Linked DNA regions of Homo sapiens: region 2 is linked to region 1. The links are chromatin loops, found by intact Hi-C in ENCODE. Cell type or tissue: heart right ventricle. All regions are shown on one strand. Each heading gives the region's core, and the rest is flanking DNA. Links, peaks and the distances in the headings are about the cores only.

Region 1 (5,383 bases), core at 79-5,078:
ATTACAGGCATGAGCCACCATGCCCAGCCCTCTTTATCTGCTCTTATTAAGCTCTTTTATAGTTATTACACACCTGGATTTAAGGCAGTGCTCATCAACAAAACACACATCATCCTCACTGTTAAAGTAATTTAGATTTTAGCTTACTCTCCCACCATCTAAAAGAGGAAAAGTCAAATAAAAAGAAGTGCAAATGATATCACACTCATTATACACACAAGGTCATCATGGAGGTCATCCTGCAGATTATTATTGCTCTGAATAAGCAAACCATGAGGATTCTTAGACGAGGACTGAACACTGCTAAGCCAACTGTAGCTGCAAAGATATACTGCATGGTGACTTTTTCTTAGGCACTCAGGTGCTTGGAACATTCTCCAAGTCAAAATCATTCTTCACAGATGTGAAGAAATGCCTCAGAAGCCAAAGTAGCGATACTAAAAAAAACTCTTCATAAAGTATCATTCTTTTACCCCAGTGGGCTTATCTTGGGGTAAAAGAATTATATAGGTACACACGAGCTAAGAAAAGGTCTGAAGAGATATATTCCTAAATAGGTAATATTTTTCCTTCCTGTTTTTGAATTTGTCTGCAATGAAAATGTGTTACTGCTTTGACTAAAAACTGTTTTAAAGGGTTGATCCACTTACATATTCCTGATCTCAGTGTGGACTGAGCTACACTTCTGAACTACACGTCTTCGCATTTCTTGTTAGTTGTATGCCCTGGATAACAGTATCAGAAGACCAAGTGGCAGGCAGTGGGTGGGTGGGATGCCAGAAGTCAACAGAGAAAGGCAACAGCCTCTCTCTCACCCTTCCTGGTTTGGTGTTGGTTACATATACTGTCATTTATCAACCTAAACAGATTTTAACAGTGCTCCAGGGTGATTTTCTATAGCGTTCTATACCACCAAAGTGAGCACATCAAACATTGTTTGTCTCCAGTCCTCTAAAAACACCTACTTTGTGACTTATAGCCAACTGGCTATCTAGGACAGATGCCAACTTGTCCTAATTACATAAAAATAATCAGCTAATGACTGGGCACAGTGGCTCACGCCTGTAATCCCAGCACTTTGGGAGGCTGAGGCAGGTGGATCACTTGAGACCAGCCTAATCAACATGGTGAAACCCCATCTCTACTAAAACAAACAAACAAAAAATACAAAAAAGTAGCCAGCCATGGTGGCAGGCACCTGTAGCCCCAGCTACTTAGGACCCTGAGGCAGGAGAATCACTCGAACCCAGGAGGTGGAGGTTGTAGTGAGCTGAGATTGCGCCACTGCACTCCAGCCTGGGCGACAGAGCAAGACTCAGTCAAAGGAAAGAATCAGCTGGTTTCTATTATATTTAAACATAAGTCCTTAAATTGCTTAATATAATTGCTTAATATATTTAATATTTAAGCAACTTTGCTATAAAATATATGGAACTTGAAGACATAAAGTACCCTGTTCTTTAACTATATATAACTTAGGACCTACAAATCTACAAATAGATGCTAGTCTTTACAATCAGTCATCATTTCTTCTTCATTTCATAAGCCTCCCTCTTTCTCATGGAAAGGGGCAAGGCCCTAGTTAGAGGCAGAGTGGAAACCTGGTAAATCAATGACTTGGAATTCAGATGTGGCACCTGCTCTCTGGAGCACTGTGTAGATGATGGGCAGGTCACTGGCAGTCCTAAGTGTTTCTTTTTATTTTTTACCTTTTTCTTTTCTGTTCTTACTTGTTTGGGTAAAGAATATATTCTAGTAGCTTAATAGTACCACTTGACCCAACAACTGTAGTTCCTCAGAGTCTAAGAGTGTGATGTTTGAATGCAAGATGCTAGTGCCAACACATGTACTTGAGTTATATCATTTCACTGGAGTTCACTGGAATCTGTGCCAGTTCAATGAGTTGGGGTTCAACATATACATCAATTTCAGAAAATTTTACTAAAGGGAGTATACAACACATTCATATTCAGTATACAACATATACTGAATTTCAGAAAATTTTAAAGAAGGAAGTCTAATTTAGTGAATAACTTACTAAGCAACTTATCACAACAATTAAAATAGTTTGAATGAACTTTTGGAAAATAAATTTAAACAGGGTCCCGGTACGGTGGCTCATGCCTGTAATTCTAGCACTTTGGGAGGCCAAGGCGGGCGGATCACCTGAGGTCAGGAGTTTGAGACCAGCCTGGCCAACATGGTGAAACCCTATCTCTACTAAAAATACAAAAACTAGCCAGGCACAGTGGCGGGTGCCTGTAATCCCAGCTACTTGGGAGGCTGAGGCAGGAGAATCACTTGAACTTGGGAGGCGGGGGTTGCAGTGAGCTGAGATTGCGCCACTGCACTCCAGCCTGGGTAACACAGCAAGACTCTGTCTCAAAAAAAAAAAAAATTTAAACAAGAAGAGTTAGGAATTTGTGATTTGTTTTGTAGTTGTTGATTTTAGCTGCTATTCCTGTTGTTAATTCTAACATGTTTAGGTAAAGATAGATTAAAAATTTCAAATTTGAAATATGTATAAAAATGTAAATGTATGTATTATTTACCATAAAGCAATGCTGTTATCGTCACATTCCATTTCTCATTGCTTGGAATACCCATTCCTCACCATTTGTTTTCCTTGGCCTGCACCCTTATTCTTGTTGAATATACTCTCAAGGTAGGAGAGAGTATTGACAAGCACCTTTCATTCAGAGGAAATTTCTTTGTTATTTTCTTTCAGAAACCAGAGCTTTTTCCGGCTAGTGCTTCTGTGATATGGAAAGGGCACCCAGAGCAGCAGGACCTATAGCCACGTTATGTCAGCAATGAAGACTTTGAAGTGAACCCTTGCTATAATTTTTTAGAGATTTAAAATTTATGGTAGACATTTAGGACAACATAAGCAAGTAGAGTTCTGCAGTTTTTTGAAGTTTACAAATTGCCCCATTCTGAAGAATTATTCTTTCCCAGTTACTCAGGTTATGAATGAATTAGGTTTTCAACATGGGAAGCATGAAATCCACTTCTGGATTTGGAGCATCCACTTGAGGAGCAGAGGTGGCAGCAGAGGATTCTGAGCCACCAACTGCAGTAGTGGCTCCTTTGGCTTTGGGCAGCCTGGCTGTGGAGTTTCCACGGCGACACACAGCCTCAGTGGTGCAAGATTTAAAATTACCTTCCTTTTTGGCTGGAAGACTTAGAAGCCGCCTGATCATACTTTCTCATTTTACAGATGAGGAAATAAAGCCTACAAGTGTGAAATTAATTTCCTTACAGTTTTCCTAGCTGATGAGGGACAGAACCAGAACTAGAGCCTGAGCCCAACCCACATCACTATTCTTCTAACCCTTCCTGAAGTTGTGATGCTCATGCTGAAATTTAAGATGCCAAATATTTTTGCCAGCACTTTTTCAGTTGGGAGAATCACCAGGGTTTAAATGTCAGATTTATTTTTATGTGGATCCCTGTGTATGCTGAACTACAGAGCATGATGTTTAATCTAATTTAAGGAGCCACTGATTGTAAAACATGCCATTATTTTATGTTGCACTAAGAAGGTGGGGTCGAGGAGTTGCCAATAAACTTGGGACAGACTATTGATGGCCAAGCCCATCTGAATTTAAGATGCTAAAGTATGAAAAAAATACATCTTAGAATCAATGAAATACCATATTTTGATTCCATTCCTCAAGATAATTTTAGAGTTATAAAACCAGTCCTCAATTTTGGGTCTTCACAGAGAATCTTTCCCTTGCTAGACCCCAGAATTTTAAATGCATCCGTCTTACACTTTCACAAATATTTGGGTTTTCCTTTTTCACTCACAAACAGCAGGGAGGTCATGTACTTTTTGTACAACACCTGTGCACTATGAGAAAATGGTACCTTTTAGTTATTGACAAGTTAAAATAGCACTCTCAGTTTTTCAGTATTACAGAGAGCAAATAGTTTCCTCTCCTGCTCTGTGCAGTAGCTTTTCCAGAACTATGGACAAATTGATCAGAAGAAGATTGATTATTTCCTCATCTTTTTTTCTTTTTTTTGAGACAGAGTCTCTCTCTGTCCCCCAGGCTGAAGTGCAGCGGCATGATCTCAGCTCACTGCAACCTCTGCCTCCCGGGTTCAAGTGATTCTCCTGCCTCAGCCTCCTGAGTAGCTGGGATTACAGGCACCCACCACCACACCTGGCTAATTTTTTGTATTTTTAGTAAAGACAGGGTTTTACCATGTTGGTCAGGCTGGTCTCAAACTCCTGACCTCAGGTGATCCACCTGCCTCGGCCTCCCAAAGTGCTGGGATTACAGGCGTGAGCCACTGCGCCCGGCCTATTTCCCCACCTTTCGTGTAAGGTGCTACTGAACATGACAGCTTCTTGTCATGACAGGAAACTTGCATCAGTTGGATATCCTTTTGAGAAACTGAATTTTGCAAAGGGCCAAATTTCCCCAAACTGAACGGGCTCAGGAAATGTTCCTTTACACTCAGAACATTCTATTTTAAGTATATTATTTATTGTTGGCAGTTCCTCAGGGATTTCCCTTTTCTCTGTATTGGTCAGTGTAGTTGATGTAAAACCGTTTTGTGGATGGAAAATATTTTTATTTTATTGCTCTTTTAGTTTGGTAGGTTAAATAAAGGTTCTTGGTAATTTGGGATTTGTTTCGTATTTTTGTGTTGACCATATCGCTCTTCCAAGCTTTATTTGATCCCTTGCCACATTTGTGATTGTTAGGCTTCAAAAAGACAAACCGCTGGTCAGGGAAGCCAAATGGAGATGGTGCCGAACTACTTTGTACTAATCCTTCAGAGGTCAATTGCAGTGTTACTTCCTCTGCGAGACACCATCTCTGCCTTCAGACTAGGTTGGATCCAACTACTGTATCTCTCCTCCCCCTCCATTTTCCTTGTTATGATATGATTCACCCTTGAAATTAATTGTTCAAAGCCTGTCTTCCTTTTTAGACTGGAACCCCAATGGTAGCAGGGCCATTGTCTATTCTTTTTCCTGCTGTATCTCCAGCACCTGGCACATAGTAGAGACTATGAAAGAATTAGTGGCCCATAAGAAAACATAGCTAGAGAAACAACCACTTGAAAGAGAAATAAGGAGTGCAAAGTGAGTGAAGCCAAACGAGTACATGTGTTAAATTTAGTAAATGTGAGCTATTCTACAGACTGTTGGTATATTAATTTGGGTTCCATCAGAAGCAGACCCCGAGATAAGGATTTGTGTACAAGTACTTTTTCCAGAAAGTGCCAGTATGGAAGTGGGGAAGCCAGATAGGGAAAGGAAGAAAGGCAAAAACAGTGTGCATTATCAAGTAAGCTACATGGCAGGCAGCTGGAGCTTACTCTTGTTGAAGACTCCCAGGAAACAGTGCAGAACACACAACTG
Region 2 (5,383 bases), core at 87-5,086, 52 kb before region 1:
TTAGTACTGTGGTACAAATAACATTGAAAGACCCCATGATGTAGCTTTTAGACTGCTGAGGAAGAGACTGCTGAGGATTGGCAAAGAAGGAAAGGAGAGGGAAGGAAAAAGGAAGGAGAGAGGGAGGGAGGGAAAGAAAGAAGGAAATAAAATAGAGGACGGGGTGGCTTCATGGAGGAGTAGGTCCTTGTGGTGGCCCTCAGAGGGTGAGGTGGATTTGACAGGTGAAGAAGTACCTGGATATCTGGGAGAACAGCAAGCTTGAGGTGGGAATCAGATGGCCCACGTGGTTAGAGGGAGGCAGAGTGCAGCTCAGAGACCAGGAGGATGAGGAGCTGTGGGAAAGCTGTGAAGCCGATCATGATGCTCCTGGGGGTGGCAGGGCATGGTAGTCCATGGGGAACTGGCATGGTTTAGAGGATTTTCTTTTCTTCTGTTTAAAAATGGATAAGATTTTTAAAAAAACAAAACTTAGTTTTGTGGAAACTTATTGATCTAGAATATTCCATTTTACAGAGGTTCTGGATGAAAGAATATGTTAAGAGGATTTGGGGCCAAAGATCAGGATCCTTGCCAAGATTCAAATTAATGAACAGGTTCTATTTGTAAGGCAGTAAGTGAAAGGCTCAGAACCCAGAGATACAGACATCAAAGCATTTTCGGTCAACTCTCTCACTTTCTACTCAAGAGAAAATTAGGTAACGATCAAACTTACTCACACTTTGCATTTTTAGTAGAGATGGGGTTTCTCCATGTTGGTCAGGCTGGTCTCAAACTCTCGACCTCAGGTGATCTGCCTGCCTCGGCCTCCCAAAGTTCTGGGATTACAGGTGTGAGCCACCACGCCCTGCCTCTACATGTAAATTATGACAGCAACCAAGGGTTGCCCAGCCCTTGGGTGGTGAGGCCTGTCTCCTTGAGCCATTCCAAAGGTCTGGAGGACCTGGAGGCCTGAGGACGGGTGAACCAAGAGAGGCTCGGCTACTGTCAGCGCTGTGGAGCTGGCTGCTGCTCCTCCTCCTTTAAGGGAGCAGTTCCCTTCTTTTCTACCCAAGATGGTTGACAGTGTTGACACCCAGTTAAAAAGTGTGCCTTTCTTTTTACAAACACTGGCAGTGGGCTTCCTCCTTCCTTCAACAGTGCTAGGACAAAGAGTTTCATGAGCATGAAGGATCTAGAGATTGCAGAAGACTGCTTTTTTCTGTTCCTCCCCCAGTTATGGCTTCTATAAATTTCCTCCTGGGAATGAAATGGCCTTGGAATACATCTGCAGAGGAAGGAAGTGTCTGTCGGCTCAGGACCCCAGGCACTGACTGCCTGGGGGGCCATCCAAGGGTCCCCTGATACAGTGGGGTTTGTCTAAATCAGTGGCTTCCATACTTTTTTGAATGTGACCCTCAAAAAAAATGTATTTTACACAGCCACCCAGTACACACATGCATAAATAAAACAATGAAACAGGACTACCCTGTTAATTTATCCAATAGTATTTAATTTAAAAATGCTAGTCTTCCAGCTATTCAGGAGGCTGAGGTCGGGGGATCACTTAGCCCAGGAGTTCAAGGTTGCAGTGAGCTCTGATTGCACCACTGCCCTCTAGCCTGGGTGACAGAGTGAGATCCTGTCTTTCAAAAAAAAATTGCTGGTCATAATCCACTGAATTGATTTATGGCTCACAAATGGGTCGTGACCCACAGTTGAAAAACGCTAGTCCAAATAGGATCCCAAAGCTAAGATCTCGCTTTTAAAAACGATTCACAAAAATACATAAGAGTAGGAAATAAATGGAGAATAAAAATTGTTGATTATTTATATTGTATTTCTAGTATATGTTCTCTTTTCTCCCATGGGTTTTATAGCAAAAAGAAGTCAGTCTTGTGTTTTCCAATTCTGGGGAAGAATCTGCAGGCATTAGATCAGAGTGTCAGATGGGCATGCCCTGGGCGTGGAGATGCAGCCCCTGAGCGTGTGGCCTGCTTGGCTTTGGGCCTCTGTTCCTGGTGGCACGCTTGCAGGAAGGAAGCTGCTGTCATTGAGCCTGTGTGTTTGTTCCTCCAATGTGTCTTGTTCAAGGGTAATTCATGTGCAGAAGGACAGTCCAGGCTTGGGGATCCAGCTTTCCTCTTGTTCGGGTGGGTGCAGGATGCTTGTGGGAACTGGGACTAAGTTGGCTGCATTTGTGCCATCATCTAATATGACTGAAACATCCTCCTTGAGTCTTAAACATTATTTGACCGAGCTGTCATAAATTACATGTAGAGGCAGGGCGTGGTGGCTCACACCTGTAATCCCAGAACTTTGGGAGGCCGAGGCAGGCAGATCACCTGAGGTCGAGAGTTTGAGACCAGCCTGACCAACATGGAGAAACCCCATCTCTACTAAAAATGCAAAATTAGCTGGGCATGGTGTAGCTGTAATCCCAGCTACTCGGGAGGCTGAGGCAGGAGAATTACTTGAACCCGGGAGGCGGATGTTGCAGTGAGCTGAGATCTCGCCATTGCACTCCAGCCTGGGCAACAAGAGTGAAACTCCGTCTCAAAACAAAAACAAAAAACAAACAAACAAAAATTACATGTACAACTCTGGGATATTTGTGGTTCTTAGAGACAAGAGGCAAACACACACAAATACAGGGGCAAAGATAACAGACTATTGTATGTAATAATTATTTTTGAACAACCACCTCTTGTCCAATGTTATACCTTATTTATTATTTTGAGTTCATCAAGTTTAATACACATACATTTATACCACTTTTACATGGTACATGCTAAACATGCCCTATATCTAATGGGGTGCTTTTAAGACTTTCCAGAAGTGTCAGAGTCCTACCATGGGCCTCTTGAATTTCTGTCAGTTTAACCTGCCCAGAAAGTGGCAAGGGGAAGAGGGAGATGCTATACTTCCTGGTGAGCTCCCCAGCCCTGCTCTTCCCTGGATGGAACCCAGCACTGCACCCCTCCATGCCACATTTTACCTCCATTACCGAAACTAGGAAATATCCTTTTCCTTGGTCGTACCCAGGCAGATTGCAGTAAATTCATCTGCCCTCATGTGGGGTTGGACAGAACAATCACCCCAGTGCAAGGAGCCGCTCCGTGTGCTGCTCTGGAAGGGCAGGGAGGCTGCCTTTCTTGCCACCCACAGGGCAGATTCTTGCATCCAGGGTAGACATATAAAAATAAGGTTAGCTCAGAGGGTAGCTAGAGGTGGTTAAATGAGATTATATAATAGCTGATGTTTATTGAAGGCTTGCTAGATACATAGGGCAGATTCCAAGGCCCAGCTTTCCTAGGTTTCAAACCATATTACTCCTTATTAGCTGTCTGACCTTAGGCAAATGCCATAATCTCTCTGAACCTCAGTTTCTTCAATTGTAACATAAGGATGAGAACAGTTATTGTAACAACTAATTGTTACAATAATAATTAATAATTGTTAACAATTAATTGTTACAATAATTGTTTATAACTACTACATTGTTACAATAATTGTTCATAACTACTACAATTAATTGTTACAATCAATATTATAACACATTAACAATTAATATTATAATATTAATTAATATTAATTAAATAAAATGATATTAATTAAATTAATTAATACAGATAATATATAATAATTAAATAATACTGTAAGTAACAAAACACAGTAACAAACACTCCATCAGTAAATTGTAAATTTATCTAGTTTACCCTTCTGTCAGCTGGAAAAGCACAACAATAATAGAGGTGATGCTGGCAACCACAGCCAACATCTGAATAGCTACATAATATAACAACAACATTGAGGCTTACACATCCCTTTGGCACTTATGTTGGCTGCATGAGGTTTCTTGGCACAGAAGTGTAGCTTTGTAGATGAGGTTTAAGTAATTTACCAGGGGAATCTAGAAAGTGACAGAACCCAGAATGGCTCCAGGGGCTGGTGAGGATGGGGGTCTCATACAACCCCTGTGTTTATGACTCATCAACACTGGCAAAAAGGCTGGTGGCTATCTAGGGAGATGGGCTACTTCCCAGCACAGACACACTCTCCCTTTCTTTACTGTCTGTTTATACAATCTCACTCATTATACCCATTCTCTCTATTTCAGCCAGATGGGTTTATTGGTGAGCACGCTTTGGATGTCTCTGCCTGTACGTCTTTACTTCAGTATTTCCCCACCTAGAAAGTCCTCCTTTTTCCCTGATGCCTAAGTAAATTCTCCCCATCCTTCCAAGTCCAGGTCAAATTTTCCTCTTCTTTTATTTCTCTCTCTCTCTCTTTTCTTTTTTTTTTTTTAAGACAGAGTCTCACTCTGTCATCCAGGCTAGAGTACAGTGGTGCGATCTCAGCTCACTTCAACCTCCGTCTCCCGGGTTCAGACAATTCTCACACCTAAGCCTCCCGAGTAGCTGGGATTACAGGCATGTACCACCACCCCAGCTAATTTTTGTAATTTTAGTAAAGATGGGGTTTTTCCTGGCCACAGGCTGGTCTTGAACTCTTGGTCTCAAGTGATCCAGCCCACCTCAGCCTCCCAAGGTGCTGGGATTACAGGTGTGAGCCACCATGCCCGACCTTATTTCTCTTTAAAGGAAACATTCTACATAGGACTTTAGTCTGAAGTCTTTCAGCTGGTTAACAATTGAAATGAAGCCATCTTGTCACTGGTAGCCCAAGCCCATGGACTCTCCCACCCTCAGATCCCCAGATGTGGCGAAATATTATATAATGAGCTCCTGATATGAGCAGAAAATGAGAACTATAAAAATAGGGTTAATCATACCTTAGAGGGTAGCTAGAGATGATTAAATGAGATTATATTAATAGCTGCTGTTTATTGAAGGCTTACTCTATGCAAGCTACAGTGTGTTTTGTATATATTATTTAATTCTCATAAAAACTCTGTATGGTAAGTTTTCTCATCCTTATGTTATAATTGAAGAAATTGAGGTTCAGAGAGGCTATGGAACTTGCCTAAGTTCAGACAGCTAATAAGCGGTAGATACGGTTTCAAACCTAGAAAATTTGGGCCCTGGAATCTGCTATTAACCAGTACACTGTGCCCAGTACAGTAGCTGGTACACAATATATAGTGGGTAAATGGTACCCACTGATCTTAGGCAAGTTCCACAACCATTACTAATATTGTTATATTAAGTGTAGAAGGCAAGTAAGGAATATATCATTGGCTTCCTTTTACAGATAAGAACACTGAAGTTTAGTGGGCTTTAAATGACTTGCCCAAGATTACAATATGAGTAAGTAGTAAAGCTGGGATTCCTGCTGACTTCCTGTCTGATGGTTTTTCCACTTTACTTAATGGTCTCTTGAGAAAGTTGGGTGTATTCTCCGAAGAAGAACAGCAACTTGGCAGCCAAGTCAGTTCTCTTAA

What was found. Hi-C counts contacts between places; a loop is a spot of excess contacts. Peaks named below come from ENCODE experiments on the same cell type or tissue, not always from the same donor. Only the 100,000 strongest peaks of a DNase experiment are listed, where the experiment ranks them.
Region 2: it touches region 1 in a loop (2.7-fold over the local background); 7 of 110 quality-filtered maps call a loop at or near these places.

What each region holds. Positions count from the first base shown.
Region 1 is chr18:45,982,796-45,988,178 of GRCh38, reverse strand. PSTPIP2 (proline-serine-threonine phosphatase interacting protein 2) reads left to right here. Exons shown (of 15, transcript NM_024430.4): 15 at 2,729-4,643. Among named protein-coding and RNA genes, the nearest start is that of EPG5, 18 kb to the right of the region's middle. In heart right ventricle, for the core only: no CTCF peak of the experiment used is centred there; no DNase peak of the experiment used is centred there.
Region 2 is chr18:46,034,324-46,039,706 of GRCh38, reverse strand. The region is part of intron 2 of PSTPIP2 (proline-serine-threonine phosphatase interacting protein 2); the gene reads left to right. Among named protein-coding and RNA genes, the nearest start is that of PSTPIP2, 35 kb to the left of the region's middle. In heart right ventricle, for the core only: no CTCF peak of the experiment used is centred there; a DNase peak (open chromatin) is centred at 2,004.